2 separate regions of the Homo sapiens genome follow, and region 1 is linked to region 2. Evidence: chromatin contacts called from ENCODE Hi-C data. All regions are on one chromosome and are shown on one strand. The core of a region is the stretch at or near the end of the contact, and the rest is flanking DNA. Distances in the headings are between cores, read along the strand shown.

What was found. A loop is a pair of places that touch in the nucleus more often than their neighbours do. Pooled maps may share reads with other maps.
Region 1: a loop to region 2 is called in a map of CD4-positive, alpha-beta T cell, with 18 times the contacts of the local background. The contact joins the promoter of NPHP1 here to the promoter of RANBP2 in region 2. A Hi-C loop is called at or near these places in 2 of 168 maps with a recorded cell type or tissue (CD4-positive, alpha-beta T cell and naive thymus-derived CD4-positive, alpha-beta T cell) and 7 of 50 pooled maps.

What each region holds. Positions count from the first base shown.
Region 1 is chr2:110,202,120-110,209,342 of GRCh38, reverse strand. NPHP1 (nephrocystin 1) reads left to right here and starts at 4,330. Exons shown (of 20, transcript NM_001128178.3): 1 at 4,330-4,443. The coding sequence starts at 4,375.
Region 2 is chr2:108,714,619-108,721,695 of GRCh38, reverse strand. RANBP2 (RAN binding protein 2) reads right to left here and starts at 2,214. Exons shown (of 29, transcript NM_006267.5): 1 at 2,018-2,214. The coding sequence starts at 2,089. RefSeq lists enhancers at 1,988-2,047, 2,128-2,317, 1,411-2,340, 2,341-3,271.

The DNA.
Region 1 (7,223 bases), core at 3,081-5,580, 1.5 Mb before region 2:
TCTCACCCTTCCAGTTAACCTCATAAGTCATCCTGGGCTCCCTGGTCAGATTAGACTCCATCCCTTCTTGTACATTTACCTTCACCACTGCTTTTGCTCTTTTGAGCCACTGAACTTGAAAGAAAGACTTCACCTTTCTCACTTGGCTCACTACAAATTCGTTCTATTGTGACTGCATCTGTCTCATTTCTTAGCACCTGAGTTCCTGAAACTCCCAGTTTTCTTGATGCCTTTCATTCCTAGTAGATCAACCATATGAGAAGATAAAGGCTGTTAGCTGGGAATTCCTTCATCCTACTCAATAGTTTTGTCTAGAGCAGTAGTTTTCAACAGGGCTACACATTATAATCATCTAGGGAGCTTTAAAAATACTAATTCTTGCATGCCACTGTCCAGACATTTTGATTCATGTCATTTGGAATATGGCCTGGGTATTAGAATTTTTAGTTCTTCAGGTGATTGTGATGGTCACCTGAGGTTGAAAACTACTGTTTTTGAAGCTCTGTCTCATTAGGTTTCCTTTACCAGGAGAGAAGACACACGGGCCCTTTCCAAGGCTGTCTCCTCTTTGGCCTCTGCAGAATTCTGCATCTCCCTCAGGACCTTTCTTGTTCTCCAGTACATCATCTCTGTTGCGTCTGCAGTCTCTGCCTGCTTTCTATTTACAAATGCATATTTTTTCTTTTCTTTTTTTTTTTTTTTTTTTTTTTGAGACGGAGTCTCACTCTGTCCCCCAGGCTGGAGTGCAGTGGTGTGATGTTGGCTCACTGCAACCTGTGCCTCCCGGGTTCAAGCGATTCTTGTGCCTCAGCCTCCCCGAGTAGCTGGGATAACAGGTGCCTGCCACCATGCCTGGCTAACAAATGCATGGATTTTGACTTAAAATTTATTTTAGTTGATGTTATCATTTGCCAATATTTTCTTTCCAAATATTTTGCCCATTGGTCTGCTGTGATCTGCCCTCTGCACCTTCCAGAAACATTAATATCTATGGCTCTTCTGAATCCTCACATTTTACCTTGAGGGTATTTGATGAGGCCACTTTGTCCCTTGAAATTCTCCTTCCCTTGCTTCTCTAATACAAAAGTTTATTGAGTTTCCAAACTGCTACTATTGCTGCCTTTCTCAAGTTCCTCAAACTTTTGCCTTGGTTCTCTGCCCTGTCCTCTCCTGTGATTACCCTAGCCATTCTCTTGGCTTAACTAGCACATCCAAGCAGAGCCCCCTCCCTCTGATCCTTTCCTTCAATTCCAGCTTCACCCTTTCAGCTGTCTAGTGGACATATTCAATGCATGACCTTACTGTAGAGCTCAGTGTATTTAATCATAAGCTGTTCATTTGGCGGGGAATTCTGTACACCAGGTAGCACTTCTGTGGTAAGTGGTTGGTACAATTTTCATGTTTCTAGTCTATTACTGTAGCTTGGAAGCTCTTTGAGAGCAGTATTAAACATCTTGTACCACAGGCCTAAACAGTGCCTTGCACCAAGGTATATATTTGTCATTTTTATTTGAGGTGGATTGTTTTCTTTTCTTTTCTTTTCTTTCTTTCTTTCTTTCTTTTTTTTTTTTTTTTTTTTTTTTTTGAGACACAGTCTCACTCTGTTGCCCAGGCTGGAGTGCACTGGTGTGATCTCAGCTCACTGGAACCTTCACCTCCCAGGTTCAAGTGATTCTCCTGCCTCAGCCTCCTGAGTAGCTGGGATTACAGGCATGTGCCAACACACTTGGCTAATTTTTGTATTTTTAGTAGAGACAGGGTTTCGCCATGTTGGCCAGGCTGGTCTCAAACTCCTGACCTCAGGTGATCCACCCACCTCGGCTCCCCAAAGTGTTGGGATTACAGGCGTGAGCCACCGTGCCCAGCCTGAATTTTCTTTTAAGGCCCTAAAACTGCACACTTTCTCTATTCTCTTTGCTATAATCTTTTTATTGATTCCAAGTCGTCTTGTTCCACTGGTTCTGTCTACATTATGAGTCTCTTGGAAGCTGTTAAATTCTTTTTCAGTATGACCTGTGAGGAAGCAATTCAAAATTGTTACTCATTTTAACACACTGATAGAAATCATGATGAGTTTTATGAAGTAGCTTGCTCTCAGGAGAAACATTGGCCATGGTTTGCTTTAGTTTCTTTTGGCTACCTCACTGCAGATCTCTCTTGTTTTAGGTTATGTTGTTTTTTATAATGGCATCAAGGTATAACTACAGAGGAGCAATGACTAGTATTAATGTGACTGTCCTGAATATTACAGTTATTAGTGAAAAATCATTAGCTGAGTAATCATATCATTTATAGCACACTGAATACCTCAGTGGTACTTCTCAAACTTGAATGTGCACATGAAACACTGGGGTATTGTTAAAATACAGATTCTGATTCTCCTAGGACTGTGGTGGGGCTGAAAATGTGAAAATGTGCATTTCTAACAAGGTCCCAGGTGGTGATGATGCTGATCTAGGAATCGCAAGTAATGAATACTTGTAACCGAAACAATATGATGCAAAAATGTATAAAGTCAAACATCTTCACACCTGAGGTGAATGAGTAATACACTTTTTTTGCACCTTTCCTTATTGTTCATATATTCACACATATTTAGGGGGGGTTATTAGTTTATTTTTACCAACAGAATTAAACTGTATCCATGATGCTATTAACTTTTCCATTTAAAATGTGGAAATCCCTATAAATAAGTAGATGCAGAATAATTTTTTCTAATTTATTTGTAGACTGAGAATTTCATAAGTAATAGCTGTATTTTAGAGCAATTTTTTTCGTTTTGCTCATCTCATCACCTGTAATTATTGATTTAATAATCCACTTAGAAATATTTTATAGCATTTTCTCATTTGTTGTAAAGATTTTTAATGGAAATCCTATGTTTGACTATTTAAGTGAACTAATTATCATAAGCCATAATAGAGAAATTAATTCAAAATAAGACATGAATTACAACAAAACAGACAATACCAAATCTTGCCAAGGACATAAAGAACAAAAACTCATACACTGCTGATAGGGTATAAATTAGTACCATTTTGGGAAACCAGGTAGTAGTATCTACTAAAGCTGACGTATAACATGCCTGTGACTCAGCAGTGTTATGTGTTTGCCAGAAGACTTGCACCAGGACGTTCTTAGCAGCGCTATTTATACTAGCCCTAAGCTGGAAACTGCCCACTTACCCAGCAACAGTAGAATCAGTATGTTAGGGTATATCATATGTGAAATATCAGCAATGAGAATGAACAGACTACAGACACACACAGTATAGATGCATCTCACAAATGTGATATTTAAAGGACAGGAGAAGCCACCACACAGTGCATAATTTCATTGTATAGTACAAAAAAAGGCAACACAAGTTTGTGCTCTTATAAGTTAGGATATTGTTCACCTTTGGTGTGTGGTAGAGAAGTGAGAGGGTTGAGAGGTTGGGGGTAGGCAAGGACTAGAAAGACAGGAAGAGTGTGAGTGGGCAGATAATGTTCTGTTTCATAATCTGGGTGCTGTTATGGGGTGGAGGGTTTTCAGAGCTGCACACAAAGTCTGTAGACTTTTCTCTGTATGTATTATACTTGAAGAAAAAAGTACATAAATAATGGTTCATCCTGGCCTGTGGCTGTTCTGAAGAACATTCATTTGTATTAATGGGGTCCATCATTTGGAAGGTGAGCCCCAAGCATCATCATTCTTATTCAAGTTCAATTTTGGTGTAGTGGAGTTTTGGAATTGGATTCATGGGATGCAGTCCCATATGGGGGAAACATGACAACCTTCCTGAGAGTTGATGTAAACTGGGAATCATAATGAGAACTAATAATTTGCTCATAGATTTGCTGTAGAACAATTACCATCCTTACAGAATTCAGAATTGACAACGTGCAATATTAGAATGAAATGAAACTTCAGTAGCCTAAATGGCAAAGAATTAAAAACTGCCTTTTGAAGTGACAGTATGGAACAGAACCATATATTCCATAGGAAAGCTATCCTTGGAGTTAATGAAAGAGTTTAAGATACTAAAATTGTATCTTAACATTAGCTTACAAAATTGGTATCAGAAAGCAAATGCCATAAAACAGGTATCCCAGCAAGAAGGTGGTGTTATTATTGATGTATTGTGGGGAATGTAGTTTCAGACGCCGGGGGACGTTCCCCTATCCTTAGGAATTGCCGAGGAAAAGTGACTCCCCCGGCTGTGACCTGCCTGGTGGCGTGGGATGACCACCGCAAGAGAACATTTGACCCTTCCCGGGACCGGCCCGGGCGGGGCGGGGCTGGGAGGCGGGCGCACATCGATGGCGTCACCTTCTGGCGCCGCCGGTTGGTTTCCCTGGCAACTGGAGCAATCAGAGCACCGCAGCCAGGGAGATGCTGGCGAGACGACAGCGAGATCCTCTCCAGGCCCTGCGGCGCCGCAATCAGGAGCTGAAGCAACAGGTATGGTCAGGCTGTGCAGAGGGCCCTGGGGCGGGCGACAGGCGGACGCAGCTGCGCGCACTGCGCCTTCCCACCGTGACCCCACCTAATCCTGGGAGCTTGCCCCCAACCTACTTACCTTCCCAGGTTGTAACGCCCCCTTACCCCATAACATTCCAGCACCCAACCCCGATTCAAACCCCTCCTGATCCCAACTCAACCCCCAGCCAAAGGCGAAACCTCCCAAAATTCGTGACCATCAACTAAGCGCCCCCTCCTCCGACCCTCACTCCCACCTAACGTCTCAACCTCCTACCCTAACAACTCACTAACCCACCTTATCTCCCAATCTAAACTTAGTGGTGTAACCATTTCCAACCCAACTCTGAGCCTAGCTCCTCTCCTCCACTTTCCAAGCCCATTTCCTTTCAGCCTTCCTCAAGTGGAGATTATTATTGCCTCCGTGAACTCAAGCGAAATAGGTGTCAAGAAATAGTCTTAATATGCAAGAACATTAAGATCTGATAAATGAGCAAAGGAGGTGAACGAGAGAGGAAATACAAGTAACTCATAAACATACGAGGAATGTTAACTTCAAAGATACTCAAGTAATTGCAAAGCACATAAGGTATCACAAAAATGTTAAAAATCACAACACTCTGTCTTGAGGAAGGTGTGATGAAGCAGGCACATTCACTGCTCCCGTGTATAAGGTGCTTGTACAGCATTTCAGGAAAGCAGCTTGACAAGGTGTAACATATGTGTATGCACCTAGGCTCAAAAATTACATTTCCAGGGATCTGCTATGTGTAATAATTAGAAAGTAGGACAGAGATTGATGTATAAAAGTATTCATCACATTGTTACTTATATAATATACACAGAACAGCATAGAAGGGAACAGGCTAATATGGTATTTCTGTGTGACAGGATGCTGATGATTATTATGATTTTCTTTATTCTTTTTCATATTTATAAAAATTTTTAGGCCAGGTGTGGTGGCTCATGCTAGTAGTACCAGCTACTTGGGAGGCTGAGACAGGAGGATCACCTGAGCCCAGGAGTTCGAGACTAGCCTGGGCAACATAACAAGACTTGGTCTCAAAAAAAAAAAAACTTTTTAAAAATACACTGAGTTCTTATTAAAAATAAGAAAAAAGTAAATAGCAACCAGTGGGTTTATTTTCTGACATTTTAATTTCACTTTAATTTTTTTCATGTGATCTATTACCAAGTATTTTTCCACTGAGTAAAATTATTTTATAATCTGAGGCCGGTAAGAGATTCACTGATGCTCATATTTTATCCATTTTTGTTCTCTTGTTTAAAGTAAAAAGGATTTGGAAGGTAAATATTTAGGTGACTGTGTATTGGAATCACAGTGGTGCAACAAAAGCTAAATACTCTTCTGGTAGAAATAAAAAATAAAACTTGATGGGGCATTGACTTATGCTGAACTTCGGTGGATCTTAATATGGTTCTGTGTCTTATTTTAAAATTTCAACTTTTATTTTAGATTCAGGGGGTACATGTGCAGGTCTGTCACATGGGAACACTGTGTTATGCTGAGGTTTGGGGTACAGATGAGCCTATCACACAAGCAGTGAGCACAGTACCCAATAGGCAGTCTTTCAGTCTTCATTCCTCTTCCCTCCCCCACCCCACTCCAGCAGTCACCAGTGTCCATTGCTCCCATCTTTATGTCCATGTGTACTCAACGAGTGAGAACATATGGTATTTGGTTTTCTGTTCCTATGCTAATTCACTTAGGACAATGGCCTCCAGCTCCATCCATGTTGCTGCAAAGGACATGATTTCATTCTTTTTTATGGTTGCATATTTTTTCATGGTGTATATGTACCACATTTTCTTTATCCAGTCCACCATTGGTGGGCATCTATGTTGATTCCATGTCTTTGCTATTGTGAATAGTGCTGTAGGGAACATACACATGCATGTGACATTTTGGTAGAATCATTTCTTTTTTGGGGGTATATACACGGAAATGGGATTTCTGGGTCAAATGATAGTTCTGTTTTACGTTGTTTGGGAAATCTCCAAACTGCTTTCCACAGTGGCTGAACTAATTTTCATGCCCACCAACAGTGTATATGTGTACTCTTTTCTTGTCAGCCTCACCAGAATCTGTCATTTCTTGATTTTTTAATAATAGCCATTTTGACCAGTGTGAGATGGTACCTCATTGTAGTTTTAATTTGCATTTCTCTGATGATTAGTCATGATGAGTTAATTTTAAATTTAGTGGGACATTAGGAGAACCAGGAAAAGTTTTAGAAGGAAACTATAAAAATGATTATTAAAACAAACTATTAGAAAGATTATTCTCCCTGGAGAAATATTGGCTCTGGAGCCTTTTGATACCTTGACTATCTGGAAAGTTTGTTTTGATAGTATTAGCTAATTCTTCCCTGTCTTCACAGAGGACACCTGAAGCTGAATATGGAACAGATTTTCTATTCGGTGTCTGTAGGACAAGTAATCAACAGCCCCTCTGAGTCAGGCCTGTGATGACTGGCTCTATCACTAGGTGTGTGAATTTTGTAAATAACACTCAGATGGATGCCAAATTGCAAGAGTAGAGAAGAAACTAATGGAATTTTCTCTTTTTTCATCCACTTTATCTTCTCTACGTAATCTATAGAAAACAGACCAAAGAAGTATGTGCCTTTTTGGAGAGTATATTGACAAAGTTACATATAGTGTTAGTAAACAAACTACTAAGTCAAGAGAAACAAAGTCATGATACATTCAATACAATGGATACCACTCAGTAATGAGAA
Region 2 (7,077 bases), core at 965-3,464:
GCGGGGAAATCACTTGAGCCCAGGAGTTCAAGAACAGCCTGGGCAACATGGTGAAACCCAGTCTCTACCAAAAATACAAAACAAAACAAAACAGCGGGTGTGGTGGGTACACCTGTGGTCCCAACTACTCGGGAGACTGAGGTGGGAGCATCGCTTGAGCTGGGGAGGCGGAAGGTGCAGTGAGTCGAGATAGCGCCACTGCATCCAGCTGGGTGACAGAGTGAGACCCCACCTCAAAAAAAATAAAATAACACAAAAATTAAAGTCTTTAATTTCAGGAGTTACAGGAACCCTCAATTAAGGTCTGTTTTAGACTCTATCATCACATTCATATTTATACTATGCTAGCAGTTTGAAATTACAATGTACAAGTAGATATCTATCCTCCTCCTCTGGAGGAATAGACTGTAACTTACTCCACTGTTCCCAAGAGAAACTAAATCAGACCCACTGCCAAAATTCTGCTGCACTATCTATTTGACCCTGAACAAGTATCTTAAATCTCTACAGGTCTCAATATCCACAGGGCTGCTGGAAGCGCAAAATAAGATAACCTATGCTTAGTTACGATAAGAGACACAATTATGCTACTATTATAATCATGGTCATCCGTGAGTTTCCGGGTTTTTTTTGTTTTTGTTTTTGTTTTTTTGGAGTCTCCCTCTGTCGCCCAGGCTGGAGTGCAGTAGCGCGATCTCGGCTCACTGGAACCTCCGCCTCCCGGGTTCAAGCGACTCTCCTGCCTCAGCCTCCCGGGTAGCTGGGACTACAGGCATGCGCCACCACGCCCGGCTAACTTTTTTTGTATTTTTAGTAGAGACGAGGTATCAACATGTTAGCCAGGCTGGTCACGAACTCCTGACCTCAGGCAATCCGCCCTCCTCGGCCTCCCAAAGTGGTGGGATTACAGGCGTGAGCCACTGCGCCCCGCCAATATCCTTTTAACATCAACAATAAAAAGTGACTTGTAGCTAACATTTAGTGCTATGTGTCAAGCAATACCCTAAATGTTTAAAATGGATCATCCTATCAAATTCTATTAATGTTACAACTCCATCTATGGATGAAAAGTGTAACTGGCCCCAAATACCCAGCTTATAAACGACAGTGCTGTGATTATTCAAGCCAAAGCAAACTGACTCAAGATTCTGCGCACATCCACCTTTAATAGCTTCTTCCGTCACTCTTTAGATCCAATTACTAAAGTCTTATTGAATCCAAAATAGATCACATTATTTACATGTAAAGAGGAAAAATACCCTTAAAACATTTGTGGAAAAGGTTAAAAATTGCAAGCCATACTAACGATTTGTAAGAACTTTAGAATTTTTTTTTTTTAAGCAAAGGCAGCTACCAAAGTGTTCCGGGCGGGGAGGGGGGCGAGGGAGGTGAGTATGAGGAGCGGAGTGGAGCTGGACCCTTACAAAGGGACAGCGACAAACACCTCATACTCAAAACAAGGGGACTTTCAGTGTCATTTGCGCCGTCGGGCCATTGCAAATGTCCGCGCTGAGATGCCTACCTTGTCACTCGACGCAGCCGCCAAAGCTCACCCGGAGCTGCGTCAGTCCCCACTGGGTTCCTCCAGGCCAAGGAGGTACGACCTCCGCCGCAGCATATAAAGTATATGTCCAGGAGATGGGAAGAAACCCGCCGATACAGCACCCGGGTGCCCAAGCCCCCGAGAACTAGGCCGCGCGGGTACTACGGGGTGCGCGATCGGCCAGAAAGCCCGGGCCAGGGCGGCCCCAGGAGCGAGCACCGTCGGGAACAAGCGTCGGGAACAAGCCGGGAGAAAGAGGAAGCGCCGGCGCCAAAGGTCTCCCGCCCACCGCTGTCCCCCCAGGACTCTTCATGCGCTTGCAAGCGCCACGCCGCCCACAGGACTGCGCCAGCCGGCCGGCGCCTCAACAGAGCGCGCCAGGGAGCAGCGCCCGTCGGGAGCCATGACGCCTGAGCAGCGCGAGGCCGCCGCCCGGCCAGGTCGAGGCCGTCGGTCTCTTCGAGACCCACTCACCTGTCGAGGCGACGGGGTGGAGCCCTGCACCGAGGCGATGTACCGCTCCACGTCAGCCTTGCTGCGCCTCATCGCGCCGCCAACCTGGCTCCCGAGGCGCGTGAGACCAGCGCTCAGGCCCGCAGCAGTCGCCACTTCCAAGAGGAAAGCGCCTGCAAACCAGTGACGCAGCGCCGTAGCCGGCGGAGGACCACTGTGACGAACTTGCGGCGCAGCCGGCGGAGGACCACTGTGACGAACTTGCGTACTGCGTCAGCAGTGTGCGCCACGTTGGCGACGTCGGCGCTCGAGCTGCACTCGGCCAGGCTCTTGGCAGCGCCGCGTGCTCTGAGGGTGTCTTGGCAAGCCGGGATCAGATTTCGGCCGCCAGTGTCCACAGCCTAGGGCGTAGATTTCCAGCAGATAACAATTTGCGTGATGGGCTCTTAAGCGTTTTGGTCACTTGTTCTAAATTATAAGTGCGCAATGCATTGGAAGAAAAAAAGCACTCAGGCCAATTTGGTGAACGTGTAAATTGGAACAAAGTTTCTGGAGATGACTGGTTAAATACGTTGCATCGGACATGTGTGAATACTAAAGCATACATTTTTAAATTCATATCTTATTAAATGAGGGCCAGGCGTGGTGGCTCACGCCTGTAATCCCAGCACTTTGAGAGGCCACGGCGGGCGGATCATGAGGTCAGGAAATCGAGACCATCCTGGCTAGCACAGGGAAACCCCATCTCTACCAAAAATACAAAAAATTAGCCGGCCGTGGTGTCGGACGCCTGTAGTCCCAGCTACTCCGGAGGCTAAGGCAGGAGAATCGCTTGAACCCGGGAGGCGGAGGTTGCAGTGAGCCGAGATTGCGCCGTCTGGGCGACAGAGGGAGACTCCGTCTGAATTTAAAAAAAAAAAAAAAGGGAGATTTAGAACTGCATAATGAAAAAGACCACAAATATTAAGTTTTGGACAATTACAATTTTTTAAACAGTCATCTCGGCGGGGGATTGGTTCCAGAACCACCGTCTTATGCCAAAATCCACGCATTCCGCCGGGCGCTGTGGTTCACGCCTGTAATCCCAGCACTTTGGGAGGCCGAGGCGGGCGGATCACCTGAGGTCAGGAGTTCGAAACCAGCCTGGCCAACATGGCGAAAGCCCATCTCTACTAAAAATACAAAAAATTACCTGGGCGTGGAGGTGGGCCCCTATAATCCCAGCTACTCGGGAGGCTGAGGCACGAGAATCGCTTGAAACTGAGAGGCGAGGGTTACAGTGAGCTGAGATCGCGCCACTGCACTCAAGCCTGGGCGAGAGTAAGACTTCCTAAAAAAAAAAAGAAGAAGAAGAAGTCCGCGCATTCTCAAATCCCGCAGTCAGTCCTGCGGGTGGAACACTTAGAGGAAAAGTCAGACCTCTCTATATGCAGGCCCCTCCAATACTGTATTTTCTGTCGGCTTATAAGCGGGCCCAGGCAGTTCAAACCCATGTTATTCAAGGGTCAACTGTGTATATAGGAATAGCCATTCGCCTGGCACAGTGGCTTAAGCTGGTAGCCCCAGCACTTTGGGAGGTCGAGGCGGGAGGATCCCTCGAGTCCAGGAGTTCCAGGTTACAATGAACTGTGATAGCGCCACTGCATTCCATCCTGGGCACCAGAGTGAGACCCTTGTCTCAAAAAAAAAAAAAAAAAGGAAAAGGAATAGCCCCCCCAAATCTATATATATTTCACTAGCAGAATAACAGAACATACCAAAATTTAACAGTAATAATGTAAAGATTTTGAGCCGTCTGTATTTTCCAAATCTTCAAAAATGTCTATTTTGGGAATTTGGATATTAAAATCTTACTTTTAAAACAAAATTTAACAAAACATTTTTAATAGTGAGAACCTTTTAGATTTTAAAAGCTCACATTTGTGTAAACATTACAGTCTGAATTATGTGGACAAATATCAAATGCGTTGACATTTTTAACTGGAAATTTGGGCTATTTTGGTTGTGGATAATTTTTTATCCTTTTTGTTTTTCCATATTTTCTAAATTTTGATATAATGAACAAGTATTGCCTTTCTAAAAAAGGAAAAACAGCATTTTGTTTTATTTCAACAATATTGGATGTGAATAAAAGAAAAGAAAAAGATGATTCTGAGCTTACCAGTGTGTGTGACCCACATTAACAGAAATGACATGTAAAGAAAATCTAGTTTGGAGTGGAAAATCCTATTTTAGGTAGTTGATTTCTTTCACTTGAGGTACCATTTATATATCCATGTGGGGATAGCCTAGTAGGAAGATGAAATGGTAGGACAGAGATCTTGATGGAAGTCAGTAGTTGCGGCACAGTTCTGAGGCCCAGCTACTCCAAAGGCAGAGGGGGAAACATCCCTTTAGCCCAGGATTGGAGACTGCAATGAGTTATGTTCATGCCTTTGCACTCCAGCCTGTGGAAGAGAATGAGATTCCTATCTCTAAAACGAAAAGAGGGCCAGGCACGATGGCTCACGCCTGTAATCCCAGCACACTGGGAGGCCCAGATGGGCTGATTGCTTGAGGCCAGGAGTTCAAGGCCAGCCTGGCCAACGTGTTGAAACCCTATCTCTACTAAAAATGCAAAAATTAACTGGGTATGGTGGTGCATGCCTGTAATCCCAGCTTCTTTGGATGGCTGAGGCACCTGAATTGCTTGAACCTGGGAGGTGGAGGTTGCAGTGAGCTGAGATCGTGCCAGTGCACTCTAGCCTGGGCAACAGAGCAGACTCTGTCTCAAAATAATAATAATAATAATATTTAATTAATTTAAAAATAAAAACCAAAAGAGAAGATCTGATGGACTTAAAAGTCATATATCTCAGGTGATAGGTGAAACCACAAGTTTGCCTTGAAAAGTGTGTTGATAACAATAGCCATAGCTAACAAGTACTTGCTGTGTTCCAAAGCTCTTTCTGTTAGCACTTCATTTGTATTAATATCATTCTTCCACCAACTTTGTAAGGGTACTGTTATTATCCTCAGTTTTTACAGATAAGGAAAGCAAAAGACAGCCAGGCACCATGGCTCATGCCTGTAATCCAAAACTTTGGGAGGCTGAGGTGGGAGGATCACTTGAGCCCAGTAGTTCAAGACCTGCCTGGGCAACATAGCAACACCCTGTGCTTACAAAAAAAAAGAAATTAAAAACTAGCCAGGCATGGTGGTGCCTGCCAGTAGTCCCAGCTATTTGGGAGACTGAAGCAGGAGGATCTCTTGAGGCTAGGTGTTGGAGGCTGCAGTGAGCTATGTTCACTCCACTGCACTCCAGCTTAGGTGACAGAGAAAGACCCTGTCTCCAAAAAAAAAAAAAAAAAAAGGAAACCAAGAGAATGAGCACTGAAGCAACTTGCCCAAACATACTCACCTAGTAAAAATGGTATCATTAATCCATTTATGTTGAATATATCGAAAAGGAGTGCCCAAAGAGAGAACCTTCTTTTTCCTTCTTTCTTTTTTTTTTTTTTTTGAGACGGAGTTTCACTCTGTGGTCCAGGTTGGACTGCAGTGGCACAATCTCGGCTCACTGCAACCTCTGCCTCCCAGGTTCAAGCAATTCTTGTGCCTCAGCCTCCTGAGTAGCTGGGATTACAGGTACATGCCATCACACCCGGGTTATTGTTGTATTTTTAGTAGAGACGGGGTTTCACCGTGTTGGACAGGCTGGTCTTGAACTCCTGGCCTCCAGTGATCCATCTGCCTCGGCCTCCCAAAGTGCTCGGATACAGGTGCCCGGCATCCACCGCGCCCAGCATCCAAAGAGAGAATCTTCTTGAGGAACTCAAAAGACTTTTCTCTTTTGGATAAGCAGTTCATATTTCTGCATTTATTAGGGATTTTCACATTTTACTTCATTTTACACTACATTTTTTTTTTGTTCAGTGGTATAACATTTTCACCAAGGCACTGAAAATTCCATTTGCATTAGTGTCCAATGTCATATATTCCCTACCATGTTGCAAATACAGTTCATTTGTCCAGCTTTATTGAGGTATAATTCACAAATAAAAATTGTATACATTTACTAGGTACAACATGATGTTTTGCTGTCCAAGCATACCTCATTTTATCGCACTACATTTTATTGTACTTCACAGATACTATGTTTTTTACAAATTGAAAGTTTATGCCCACCCTGTGTCAAACAAATCTTTCTGCATCATTTTTCTTTTTTGAGACAGAGTCTCACACTGCCACCCAGGCTGGAGTACAGTGGCAAGATCTCAGCTCACTGCAACCTCCTGTGGCAGGCCAGGTCTCACTAATGCAGACTTTCATAACAACTGTTTCAGTAATTACTGAATGAAGTTAAATACTAAAAGCCAGTGCCCTTATACAAAGGCTGGGATGTAACAAAAGGCCATCAAAACTTTTGCCTAGGCCTGTCCTGGGCCTTAAAGCATGACACAATAATGAAGGAATTTTTTTTTTTTTTTGAGATGGAGTCTTCCTCTGTCACCCAGGCTAGAGTGTAGCAGCAGGATCTTGGCTCGCTGCAACCTCTGCCTCCCAGGTTCAAGTGATTCTCCTGCCTCAGCCTCCTGAGTAGCTGGGATTACAGGCATGCATGACCACGCCCGGCTAATTTTTGTATTTTTAGTAGAGATGGGCTTTCACCATGTTGGCCAGGCTGGTCTCGATCTCTTGACCTCGTGATCCACCCACCTTAGCTTCCCAAAGTGTTTGGATTACAGGCATGAGCCACCGCACCCAGCCCATAACGAAGGAGTTCTCAACAGGACCCATTTAGGATTAAACCAGTTTTATTGCGGGTCTGAAGAAACTCCCCAGGTCTCCACAGACAAGTTTATTGGGGGTCTGAAAGAACTCCCCAAACCTCTGTGACTTAGCGGGAGGCAAGATAAGGGTAATCACCCCGGCACCGAGGGGGAGCTTGCAGTGAGCTGAGATTGCGCCATTGAACCCCAGCCTGGGGGACAGAGTGAGACTCCGTCTCAAAAAAAAAAAAATCACCCCAACATCTAGACCAATTAGATTAAGTAAATTTACTGAGGCTCCAGAGGGAGGTCTTCAGGACTCAGACCTTA